2 separate regions of the Homo sapiens genome follow, and region 1 is linked to region 2. A link is a contact called in ENCODE Hi-C or POLR2A ChIA-PET data. All regions are on one chromosome and are shown on one strand. The core of a region is the stretch at or near the end of the contact, and the rest is flanking DNA. Distances in the headings are between cores, read along the strand shown. Region 1 holds the start of RHEB (Ras homolog, mTORC1 binding). Region 2 holds the start of KRABD3 (KRAB domain containing 3).

Region 1 (5,265 bases), core at 2,126-4,625, 1.8 Mb after region 2:
GGCTGAGGCAGGAGAATCGGTTGAACCTGGGCAGCAGAGGTTGCAGTGAGCCCAGATCCCGCCACTGCACTCCAGCCTGGGTGATAGAGTGAGACTCTGTCACAAAAAAAAAAAAAAAAAAAAAAGAAAGCCAACTAGTTAAACAAACATAGCACTTTTTTGTTTTATCTGAAGACAACTTTAAAAATAAAGTTTGTGGCATGACAAATCACAATGACAAGTATCCTACTAGTCAAACTGGCTTAATGTATTTAATCAAGAGAACATTCTAAGAAAGGTGTGGAGGCTTTTTATGTGGCTCTACCCCCAGAATATAGGACAAACAGCTCAGCATCACAAAATACCACAATCTAGAAACACAGGTACTCAAATTTCTCTGGTACAGCACCACCATTTGCAAGCAAACATGCCAGTAAGCTCCCAGAAGTGAGCATGCTGAGTAATTCTCAAAAGGGTGGCTTACTAGAAGAAACCTGCTGGCAAAACCTAATCTCCTTCCCCTAAAAAAGACCCCACATACTACAAAATATCCTGGCTCATAATACACTTTAAAATCAAATGCGGCTGGGCATGGTGGCTCACGCCTATAATCCCAGCACTTTGGGAGGCCAAGGTGGGAGGACCACCTGAGGTCAGGCGTTTGAGACAAGCCTGACGTTTGGCCAAGTGGTGAAACCCGTCTCTACTAAAAATACAAAATTAGCCGGGCATAGTGGTGCACGCCTGTAGTGCCAGCTACTCTGGAGGCTGAGGCAGGAGAATCGCTTGAGTCCGGGGCGTGGAGGATGCAGTGAGCCGAGATCGCGCCATTGCACTCCAGCCTGGGTCACAAGAGCGAAACTCCGTCTCGGAAAAAAAAAAAAAAAAAAATCAAATACAAGATTGGGAGCAACTTAACCTCTCCAAAATCGTTTAATATGACTACGCTTGAAAATAAATATGGAGAAGTGGGGTAGGTTGCAGAAATATGAAATACTGAAGACAGAAAATAGGGACTAAAAGTGACCCTGTATCCCACCGGAGACTAAGTTAGCACAGTATTTAACAAGCAACAGTTTGTGAGGACAAGGCTAAGGGGTGGCCTGTCACATCTCCGTCCTCAGGAGGACGCTGAATAGAGGGAAGATAAAACAGAATGGATTTCAACTGGACATAAGGAACTTCTGTAGCCAAAAAAAAAAAAAAAAAAGTGATAAAACTAGCCCTGCTCACCAAAGACTAGAGCTACCATTTCGACATTTGAAAAGGGTAAATCAGTCAAGATCTTTAGGTCATTCTCTTGGGTTGAAATCAGGTAGCCGAGGTACTTGTTGCCTATAACGTGATTATTCAGGGACTACTATTTCCAAATAGTTGCCAATAAGTACTTACTTGACTGACTAGGGAAGGCTCACCCAAGAGCCAGAACACCTCGCGGTCCCAACTCCTCAAAATGCAGAGGAGGAAATCAAGAGAACAGAGACAAGAGCATGGATTCAGGCTGCCAATAAAGGCTGGATCCCAGGTTCCATGTTGATATTTGAACAATTAGTGACTTTGAACCCCTCCATTTGATTCATGGTTACTTCCTGGCTGCAGCTGTTAAAGCTGCCACCTATGCATCCCCTCGGATTCAGCACCGCATCGCACAAGAGTTCCCCTACGACTCTAGGCACCCCGCATCTCTAGCCAAGCTTCTTTCAGCCCTTAATTTCCCCCCGGCTCTCGACGGAGAGGTGGTAAAAGGATGAGTAAGCATGCAGTGGCTGATCTTGGTCAAAGAGCACAGACCCTGGCACAGGCGGTGGAAAGCGCAGTTGGGGAGTGCATCCAGTGAGCGGCAGGCAGGTACAAGCTTCCCATGACAGATAGTCACCCCGTTCCGCAATCACGGGAGCCTCGGAACCCTCGCTTTCACCTCCCCATCCCCTCAACTGTGGCCCGGTGCACGCCTTCTATAGACAGTTACTTCAAAACAGCCCGAAAAGATGAACTAATTTCTCCAGGCTTCCGGATGTCGGGAGACAATACAGCCTCACCCTGAAGCGTGTCTAAGTTCAATCGCTCTGGTTTCACACAGGCCAGAAAACCGCTCGTTCTGTAACACCCCGTCCGCCCCCCAACCCGACCCTAAGCCACCTTATTCAGCAATAAGGCGACTGCTAGGAACTGTTTCAAATGTATGTCAACCTTTTGGGGGAAGAAAAAGAAAACAAAAAGACTTTGGAATTACTTCAACAGCCTGGTTGCAAGTACCTGACCTTATTCCTTCCCGAACAAAAATAGGGCACCGAGAGATCAGACATTCCTTTTTCTCTGTCTTCCTACCCAGGCCGCCAGCAGCATCTCGAGGGCCTCCAGAGGGACCTCTTTTGGGGGATCGCCTAGGTTTCCTATGCAGAAAACTTGCGTTCAGTGCCCAAACGTCCTCTAAATCCCTAGTTTTCTTTACAAGGGTAAACTTCACCACAGATGGAATGAAGCCGAGGCGCTGCTTCCTTTGTTAAAATCCCACGGACTTTCTTTTCCTTACATCGGGGGCGGGGTGGGGGAGACCGCCAGCCCCGGTCACGCGCGCCCGCGGCGAAGGCGGGGAGGCAGGTGTGACTCCCTCGCGGCAGCCTCTAGCGCGGCTCCCCGGCGCCGCCTCACTTCCCCAGACGAGACCCGGACTCCTCGGCGGCCGACGGCCCCCGCCCCGCGCCTCCCACGCCCTCCGCCCGGCCGCCACCTGCCCGCCCGGCCCGCGGAGGGCGCCCAGCTACCGCGGCTCCTCCACCGGCGCGGACGCCGCCCCGACCGCCACCACCTCCGCTCAGAATGGTGGTTACGAAACGCGCGGCCCCCGCCCGCCCCGCCACATGGCCGCGCCGGCTCCAAACTTCGCAGGCCCGGCCGCGACCCGGCTCCCAGGCGAGGCCCCGGCGGCGCGAGGAGGCCGCGCGGCCACCGGCCACTCACCCACAGACCGGTAGCCCAGGATCGCGATCTTCCGGGACTTGGACTGCGGCATCTTGGCGGCCTCCTCAGCCCCGGCCCAACCACATCAACCGCGGCGGCGGTGGCTCCTGCTGCTGTGATCGGCGGCGGCCGCGCCGGGAGAGAGCGGCATACAGAGCAGGGGCGGCGGCGGGCGCGGCTGCCTCTCGCTCGCTAGCTCGCGCGCTCCCAACCGCCCGGAACCGACCGCGCGGCGGCGCCCCTCCCCCCCACAACACGCCCACGTGACCGGCCGGCGTCAGCACCGCCCCTCTTCGCGCCGTGGCCCGCCGCCTCCGCCCCCCGAAATACGCGGGGGGTGCGTCGGGGCGACGTTTTACTTTAAAGGCAAAAAAAGGGGACGCCGCGATGCCCCCAGAAAAGTCACGACTGAAACTCGCTGCGTCATGACCCTCCCACCTTCTTCCGCCGCTTTTTAATTACGCCATTCTCCCCGAGCGCCGATTGGACAGCTCCTGCACAGCCGCGCGATGACGTGTCGGAAACTCCATCTCCCATTGGGGGAAACAAGGAGGCGGGGAGGGGGGGGCGGGGCTGCCCGCCCGGGAGCTAAAAATACACCTCGCTGCTACCGCGCTGTTGGGCGCCGGCTAGGTTTGAAGGCTTCAAACTTCCAACCGGTTAGGGGCGGGCGGGAGAGGCGGAGAGACAAACGGTGGCTCCCTGGTGATTGGCCAGAACGGAGCGCAGGGCGGGGCAATAGGTGGGAGGTGCGGTGATTGGCGAAACGCTAAGCGGTTGGCGGGTTCGCGCCCGCTGAGCCCGTGAAGGGCGCGAGGCGCGTGGCCTGGGCGGGTGGGCTGGCTCCTCCCTCGGGGTTTTTTGAAAATTCTCCTTGAGCTGCGTTAGCGTTCGTGTCTGGGTTTGAGGATGTAGTGGTGACTAAGCGTCACCGACGGCCGAAGGACTGTGGGAAGCATGGAGTCTGCGTTAATTCAAAGTGTTAGGAATTTCATTAAAAACAGGGCGAGCCTCGTCAGTTCTGGTGTCCGCTTCGCTTCGCGCGGAGCTCGGCGCACCTCCTGGAACAGCGCCGGGGCGGGAAGCCGGTTCTCCGCCAGCACCGGGGCGGCTGGTGCGGCGGGCAGGCCCGAGCCGGGTGCCAGGAACGCCTCGGGCCGCGGTGTGGACGGGCGGAGACCGTGGTGTGGGCACAGCCTTCCCAGGGGTGCAGTGCAGAGGGGCGCGGGAAGGGAAGCCCGGCCGGGAACGCAGGTGCCGTTGAGGGACCAGCCTGCAGGCAGGCCCGGCGTGGTGGCTGCTGGAGGGCTTGGCACTTGCCGAGTTAGCAGAGACTCCGCCGCGCCGGGGAACCCGCCCCTATTCTGCCCAGGCTGTTTGGCAGTGGGGACCTGCAGAGGCCGGGCATGGCCCTTCGCCCTTTGCCAGTGATCGGTGGGGAGGAATGAAGCCAGGGGAAGCTGAGTGGCAGGCCTTGTATTCCAGCGTAGGAAGGTTTAGAGGTGACTGGAGTCGACTTGGAACACCCAACCCAAGAGCGACTCCCTCCAGCTTTCCCACGGAAGCACTCCGATGAGGGGCTGGGGTGTGCATTCTTGTCCTCGGGGATCTACAGATGGAAGCCCCAGGCAGCCAGCCAGAAGTGATCAATGTCTGGAAGTTCTATGTTTCCATGAAATGTTGAGGTTTACGCTATAGTTATTTTAAGTATTTTAAAATAAAGGTCTTAAAATGCACTCTCCTGTAAAATGTGTCGTTTTTATCCTGTGGATTCGGATACCCTCACCACGGTGTTTTTGAACAGATGCTACTAAATTCCTTGCATTATAAAATCAGTTTAGTTTTACCTTTTTTTAAAAAAAATAGAACAGAATAGAAAACTGCGTTATGCATAGTAAGGGTAAGTATGTGTCCTCATTAGTACAGTGGTGAGTTAAAAAAATGAGTAAGGGTAAGTTTGTGTAAGTGCACGTGTAGATATATATGTTTATAGATATGCTATATATGTATTATTGCATGTTGGGATTTACTGTAGTTTCTTTCTTTTTTTTTTTTGAGACGGAGTCTCTCTCTGTCGCCCAGGCTGGAGTGCAGTGGCGCAATCTCGGCTCACTGCAAGCTCCGCCTTCCGGGTTCGCGCCATTCTCCTGCCTCAGCCTCCCGAGTAGCTGGGACCACAGGCGCCCGCCACGACGCCTGGCTAATTTTTGTATTTTTAGTAGAGATAGGGTTTCACCATACTGGCCAGGATGGTCTCGACCTCTCGACCTCATGACCCGCCCGCCTCGGCCTCCCAAAGTGCTGGGATTACAGGCGTGAGCCACC
Region 2 (5,804 bases), core at 1,078-3,577:
ATTTTTGCATTTTTTGTAGAGATGGGGTTTCATCATGTTGCCTAGGCTGGTTTGGAACTCCCAGGCCCAAGCAATTCACCAGCCTTGGCCTCCCAAAGTGCTGGGATTACAGGTGTGAGCCACCGTGCCTGGCCCCAGCCAAGGAATTTTTAAAGATGTGTTTCAGCTCCACTCCTGCCTTTGTCTGTGTCCAGAGCCATCCAATAAACCTGGTTCAGGACAGGTCTTCACAACTATTTTTTAACGCACACACACGGGCTGAGGTAAATACAGGTCTACAGGGTCAAAGGCGCAACTAAAATTTGGGGGATAGGGGTGCCAGGAAGTGTCTCCATAATTTAAATAATTGGCCATGCAGCAAATTTCATGTTGGTGAACTGCTTTTAGCGACTGATGGTCCACAAATGGGGCAGGAAGCCTAGCCAGGAAGTGGACGTTTGAGTCAAAGAGGTGCCAAGAATCTGCACAGCTTAAAACAAAGGTGCATCTTACTTGGATAGAGATTTCTTTCTACAGGTGTTTAAGTTTAAGGCAGGGGTCCCCAGTCCCTGGGCTATGGACCAGTACCAGTCCTGGCCTGTTAGGAGCTGGGCAGTGCAGCAGGAGGTGAGCTGCGGGCAAGCCAGGGAAAGCTTTATCTGTAGTTACAGCCACTCCCCCTTGCTCGCATTACCCCTGAGCTCTGCCTCCTGTCAGATCTGCAGGTGCTGGATTCTCATAGGAGCCAGAACCCTGTTGTGAATGCGGGATCCAGGTTGCGGGCTCCTTAGGAGAATCTAATGCCTGGTGATCTGAGTTGGAACAGTTTCATCCCAAAACAACCCCCCTCCCAGTCCATGCAAAAATTCCCTTCCACAAAACCGGGCTCTGGCCCAAAAGGTTGGGGACCCCTGATTTAGGGGGTTTTAACGTTTAGGGATCCCGGGCCGGAGGGTGGGCGGTGGAGAGGAGCTGGGAGCAGGAACACATTACTGTAAGGAGCCCGCCTCACCTCGGCACGGAGGTGGGACCCGGCCTAAAGCCCAGGAGGCGACTTACCCTGAGGGCTGTGGCCTGTAGGGCTCTTGAAAAGTTGGACTTTTAAGTTTTCCCTTTCCGCGAGGTGGGGCCTTGTGATATCTTCAAATCCTTGTTCAGCAGGCTGCGCACACGCCGGTCCTGTGTCTAAGGTGTCTCGGGTATGACCGAGGGGGCTTTGCCCGAGTGGGCGTGCGCCTTTCCTCGGAGGCCGGGACGAGGGGTTGTCGGCATCGTACCCGAGTCCGTGATCATGGCCGGCGCGGCTGCAAGGGCCAGCCCCGGGCGACTGGGCGAGGAATTCCCTTTCCTTCCCTCCGATATTGCCCAGGCAGAGCGCTGTCTGGGCCGCAAGGTCTGGACGGGGCTTCCAAACTCAGAGCAGAGTCTCCTCTGCGTGGGACCACAGCCTCCCCTTCCCCTCCAAGCTTCTGTCTGGCACAGCAGGCTTAGCCCCGCAGGCCCCCTTCCAGCAGCCTTCTATAAAAATGACGGGGTCCTTCTCCAGACAGGAAAACCAGGCTCGCTGCGCCTCGCCCGCACCCCCGGAGCGCTCTCGCAGCGCCCGCCCAGACCAGGCCTTCGAACTCGTGAAGCGCAGGGGGAGGCAGAGGAGAGTGGGCCGCGCTTCCTTCCCGCATCACACGTTTATTTGAGGCCTACTATGTGCCAGGAACAACTGGGGTTACCACCCCAGCAAACAGGCACGCAAAATGTGACACGAAGGTAGGTCATGGCTGCGGCGAGCGGGGGCGCGGGCGAAAGACGTGAGGATGTACGGGGGCCTGGCAGCTGCTCTGTCCCACCCACGCCCGGCCGGACCCTCGACCCCTTTCACTCCAGGTCGGGTTTCCCCGACCGCGGCCTCTGGGAAAGATGGGTCCCTCTTCATCCCCACCATCAGCCCCTGGCACATGGGACGCGCTGAGTGGTGGCTGCGGGAATGAATGAGTGATAAGCGGCGCGTACCCGCGGGCTTGCACGCCCACAGCCGCCCCGGCTGGTCTCGGCGCGCAACCTCTACCCGCAGCTGGGGGCGGGGACGAGGGGAGGGGGCGGGGACGAGGCCCGAGCCAGGTCCGCCCCGCCCTGTCTCCGCCCCCCGCTTCCGAGCCGGCGCCGCGGCGCCTTCTGGGAAGTGTAGTCCGCGTCTGCGCCGGCCGGCCGGGCCGCCGAAGCCGGGGGCTCCGGGCGGAAACGGCACCACCCACCAAGGGATGCGAGGCGCTCGGGGCGGGCTCAACGAGGCCGGGGGCGGGCCCGGGCGCGCCCACCCCCGCCCCTCCCCCTCGGCCCAGGCCCCCGGCCCCGCCTTCTCCTGCGCGGACCTGGGCCGCCGCCGACGAGGGTCGCGTGCGCCCGCGCCAGGGCCCGCGCCGGAAACCGAGGAGTGGCGGGGAGGCTGAGCCCGGGGATGGCGCGCCAGGTAAGGCAGGCGGACGCGCGGACCCCTCGGCGCAGTGCGGCCCCGAAGGCGGTAGGGCGAGAAAGAGCTGGGACCCCCCCGCAACTTCGGGATCGGCTGGGTGAGGCTGGGCAGGCCTGATGCTCAGGGGTTCGTGCCGGGAAGTTCAGGTCCTCGGACAACCTCTCTCCAGCTCTCCGCCGCCGGTACCCACGGCCCAGTCTCCACCTGGGGAAACCCCCTTGGCGTGGCTTGTTTCGTTACAAGTTATCCTGGTAGAGTGGGCATGAAGGCCTCGGAGGCAGTGAGTAAATCTCATACTTCTGTTCTTGGTGGAATCCTGGATCCCGGGGGCTGGGGACGTGGAAATGGGGAGAAACAAAGATAGAACAAACCCCAAGTTTTGTCTTGGGAAGCCTGCAGGTAAGGCGTTTAGATCTGAGAACTGGAGGGAGAGCCCCAGGCCGTGACAGCCTGGGCACCGTTTGGGCTAGGTTGTGTGTGGGCTGTGACGATGCTGGGAAACTCTGGTGCTGATATCAGTGAGGTATCAGGTATCTGGTGCTGATACCAGCAACTGCTCCACGTTCTTCTGGATGGGCACCTGGAGCCAGTTCTGCAACCGTGGTGGCTCCTGAGCTTTGGCCAGTCCGAGGCAGCCATGGATGGGGGGCAGCGTGTGACTAGGCAGAGCAAACACTGTGCCAGGCCCTTGGCGTCATTAGTGCCCCCAAGCATTTGGGGAGAAGGGAGAGGCTAGGCAAATTGGATGTTGTTGGGCAGGGACAGTCAAGTGTCCTTTTCAGGTCTGGCTGCACAGTTAAGTAGCCTAGGGACACCCTGGTTCAGACATGCCCATGGCCCCATCCTAAGGCCTCCTCATACCACAGTTTCCTGTTCTGTAAAGTGAGGAGTTTGGGCCATTGACCTTTCAGATCTGATGAGGGGAATATCCTCACACTACGTAGCTTCATGGAGAAGGTGGCCAGGAGTGACCTTGGGGAGTGGTAGGTCACTGTAAGGTGGAGAGGAGCAGGGAGGGTTCCCAGAAGCCCAGGGCAATGTGAGCACAGCCTCCAGGTTGAGAGGTCCTGTGGCAGGGTCTGATCAGGGAGCCCGAGCCTGAGGCCCACTGGGAGAGCAGGTCTAGGTTGGGAAGGACTGTGAGAGAGGGGCAGGTCCAGCAGGCACTGAAGCTGCAGTTTTTGTGCTGGGCTAGTGACACGGTGGAAGGGTGATGTTAGGAGGACCAGTGTGCAGCTATGAGCTAGGAGGCTGCCCAGTTACAAGAGTCCTGGGTCAGCCCAGAAAGCTTTTCTCCATTGGTTGGGGGAAGGAGGTGAAGTGGGGCCCGAGGAGGAAGGCCGGTGGTGTGTGGGCAGAGCCAGCCAGTGGTGGCCTTCCTCCTCCCGAAGATGAGTTTTGTAGCCCAGGTGTTTGCACACTCACACTTGCTCACTCCCTCACACACAAAACCCTCACTCTTTGCTTTTTCTGGGGAGAGGGAGGCCACTGGCAGAAGCGCCTACCCTGGCCACAGTCAGTTCCCATTCTCATTTTCTAAGAATTTTATCACAAAACAGTTTGTCTTGAGGCTGAGATGGTGAGAGGCCTGGAAAGCATCTCTTACAGATTCCTGGAAGAGCTGGGATATATTTAGTCTGGAGCGAGAGAGACACCGGTGGTCAGGAGCAGTATGTGGAAGAGCTCAGCTGGCAGGCTCAGACCTGCAAGCGGGCATTAGGCAGACAGGTCTGGCTGCAGTATTACTAATCATAGCACTTAATATTCATAGTCCCCGCATTTGTTCTAGGCACTATTCCTGTATTTGTTTTGTCTTCACAATACCTCTATGAGGTAGGTTGTTATGATCCCAGTATTACAGATGAGTTCACTGAGGCCCAAATAGGTTAGGTTTGGCTGAGGTCTCATAACTAGTATGAAACAAGGCAGGGATTGGAATTCTGGCAGCCTGGCTCCTGAGGCTAGGCCCCAGTCACCGTGCTCTGCCCCGGTCTCTGGGTCCGGAACCTCTTAATGGCCACATCAGGTCAGCAGTGGTACCAGTGCAACCAACATAGCTGGTATCATGTTCTTACCTAGAGCTCAGACCTGCCTTGCCAGCTCTGTGTTGAGCCATCAGAATGTCATGTGGGAACCCTCTGCCTGCCATGAACCAAAATTCCAGACTCCCAGAAGGAAAGCAGGGGTGTGGCACACACCACGTCATTTGCTCAGCCTAGGCACCTTGAGCCACTCCCATCATTTAGGGAATGGTGGGAAGCCTCCTGACACCTAAATACCTGGAAGCCAGCCTGAGCCCTCCTGGCAAGCAGGCCTTCCTAAGGACAGCGGTCTAGGGCTGCTCTGCACGCTCTTCTGCATAGACCCTGATGTTGGCTACATTTTCTCTGTTCCAAGATGCTAGGAAGAAATGTAAATAACTCTTTGAGAGAAGTTTTGGAGGGTGTCTGAGACTGTTCCTGAGAGGGAGTGACCATACCTGGGCCAGAGCCACAGAGGTTTGCTCAGGGAGAGTCTGCACATCGAGGCAGGAGGCAAAGGCTGCAGCATCTCACTGCCCATCAGCCTCTGGGCCTCCGGGCCTCAGGCAGGCAGTCACGGGAGGGGCTGCCCCTTGCCAGGGGTGTAGATGCAGCCTGGCCAGAGGGGAGCACTGGTAAGTGTGACTGCATGGGACAAGTTATCAGCTGTTCAGGGAGAACAGGCAGAGAGCCCGGCAGTAAGTGGACAACAAGGCTGCCGGTTAGTGGCAGGGACAGTTTTTTGTTTTTCTTGAAACAGGGGCTGGAGTACAATGTTGTGACCTTGGCACACTGCAAATTCTGCCTTCCAGGTTCTCCTGCCTCAGCCTCCCAAGTAGCTGTGATTACAGACACCCACCACCATGCCTGGCTAATTTTTGTATTTTATTAGAGATGGGGTTTCACCATGTTGGCCAGGCTGGTCTTGAACTCCTGACCTCAGGTGATCCACCCACCTGGGCCTCCCAAAGTGCTGGGATTACAGGCGTGAACCATCACACCCAGCCTGGGACAGTTTTTAGAATCACTGACTTGGGTGGGTGCAGGGGCTCACGCCTGTAATCCTAGCACTTTGGGAGACCAATGTGGGAGAACCACTTGAGCCCAGGAGTTCAAGACTGGCCTGGGCAACATAGTAAGGTCCTGTCTTTTTTAATTAATTAATTAAAATAACTGCCCTGAGCAGATGAAACAAGCGGTGAATTGTCTTTGCTTTATTAGGGGCGTGTTCATTTTCTTTAATAATTTGTTCTCACAAATAAACAGTTTAACATTCATTTCTCAACAGGAAGGACCCTTCCCATAATTTACCTTCTGTTTGCTTAATTTGCACAGTT

Evidence for each region. A loop is a pair of places that touch in the nucleus more often than their neighbours do. ChIA-PET counts read pairs that join two places held with the same protein, here RNA polymerase II (POLR2A). Pooled maps may share reads with other maps.
Region 1: a loop to region 2 is called in a pooled map, with 12 times the contacts of the local background. The contact joins the promoter of RHEB here to the promoter of KRABD3 in region 2. A Hi-C loop is called at or near these places in 1 of 37 single-sample maps with no recorded cell type and 7 of 50 pooled maps. POLR2A ChIA-PET finds 5 or more read pairs at or near these places in 1 of 52 experiments (HEK293T).

Annotation. Positions count from the first base shown.
Region 1 is chr7:151,516,520-151,521,784 of GRCh38, forward strand. It overlaps RHEB (Ras homolog, mTORC1 binding), which reads right to left and starts at 3,376. Exons shown (of 8, transcript NM_005614.4): 1 at 2,941-3,376. The coding sequence starts at 2,992. RefSeq lists an enhancer at 1,507-1,556 and silencers at 2,587-2,696, 2,627-3,056, 2,767-2,886, 3,057-3,216, 3,387-3,736 and 1 more.
Region 2 is chr7:149,712,624-149,718,427 of GRCh38, forward strand. It overlaps KRABD3 (KRAB domain containing 3), which reads left to right and starts at 2,328. Exons shown (of 17, transcript NM_001290187.2): 1 at 2,328-2,443. The coding sequence starts at 2,432. RefSeq lists silencers at 855-1,149, 1,976-2,415 and enhancers at 1,481-1,980, 2,618-3,250.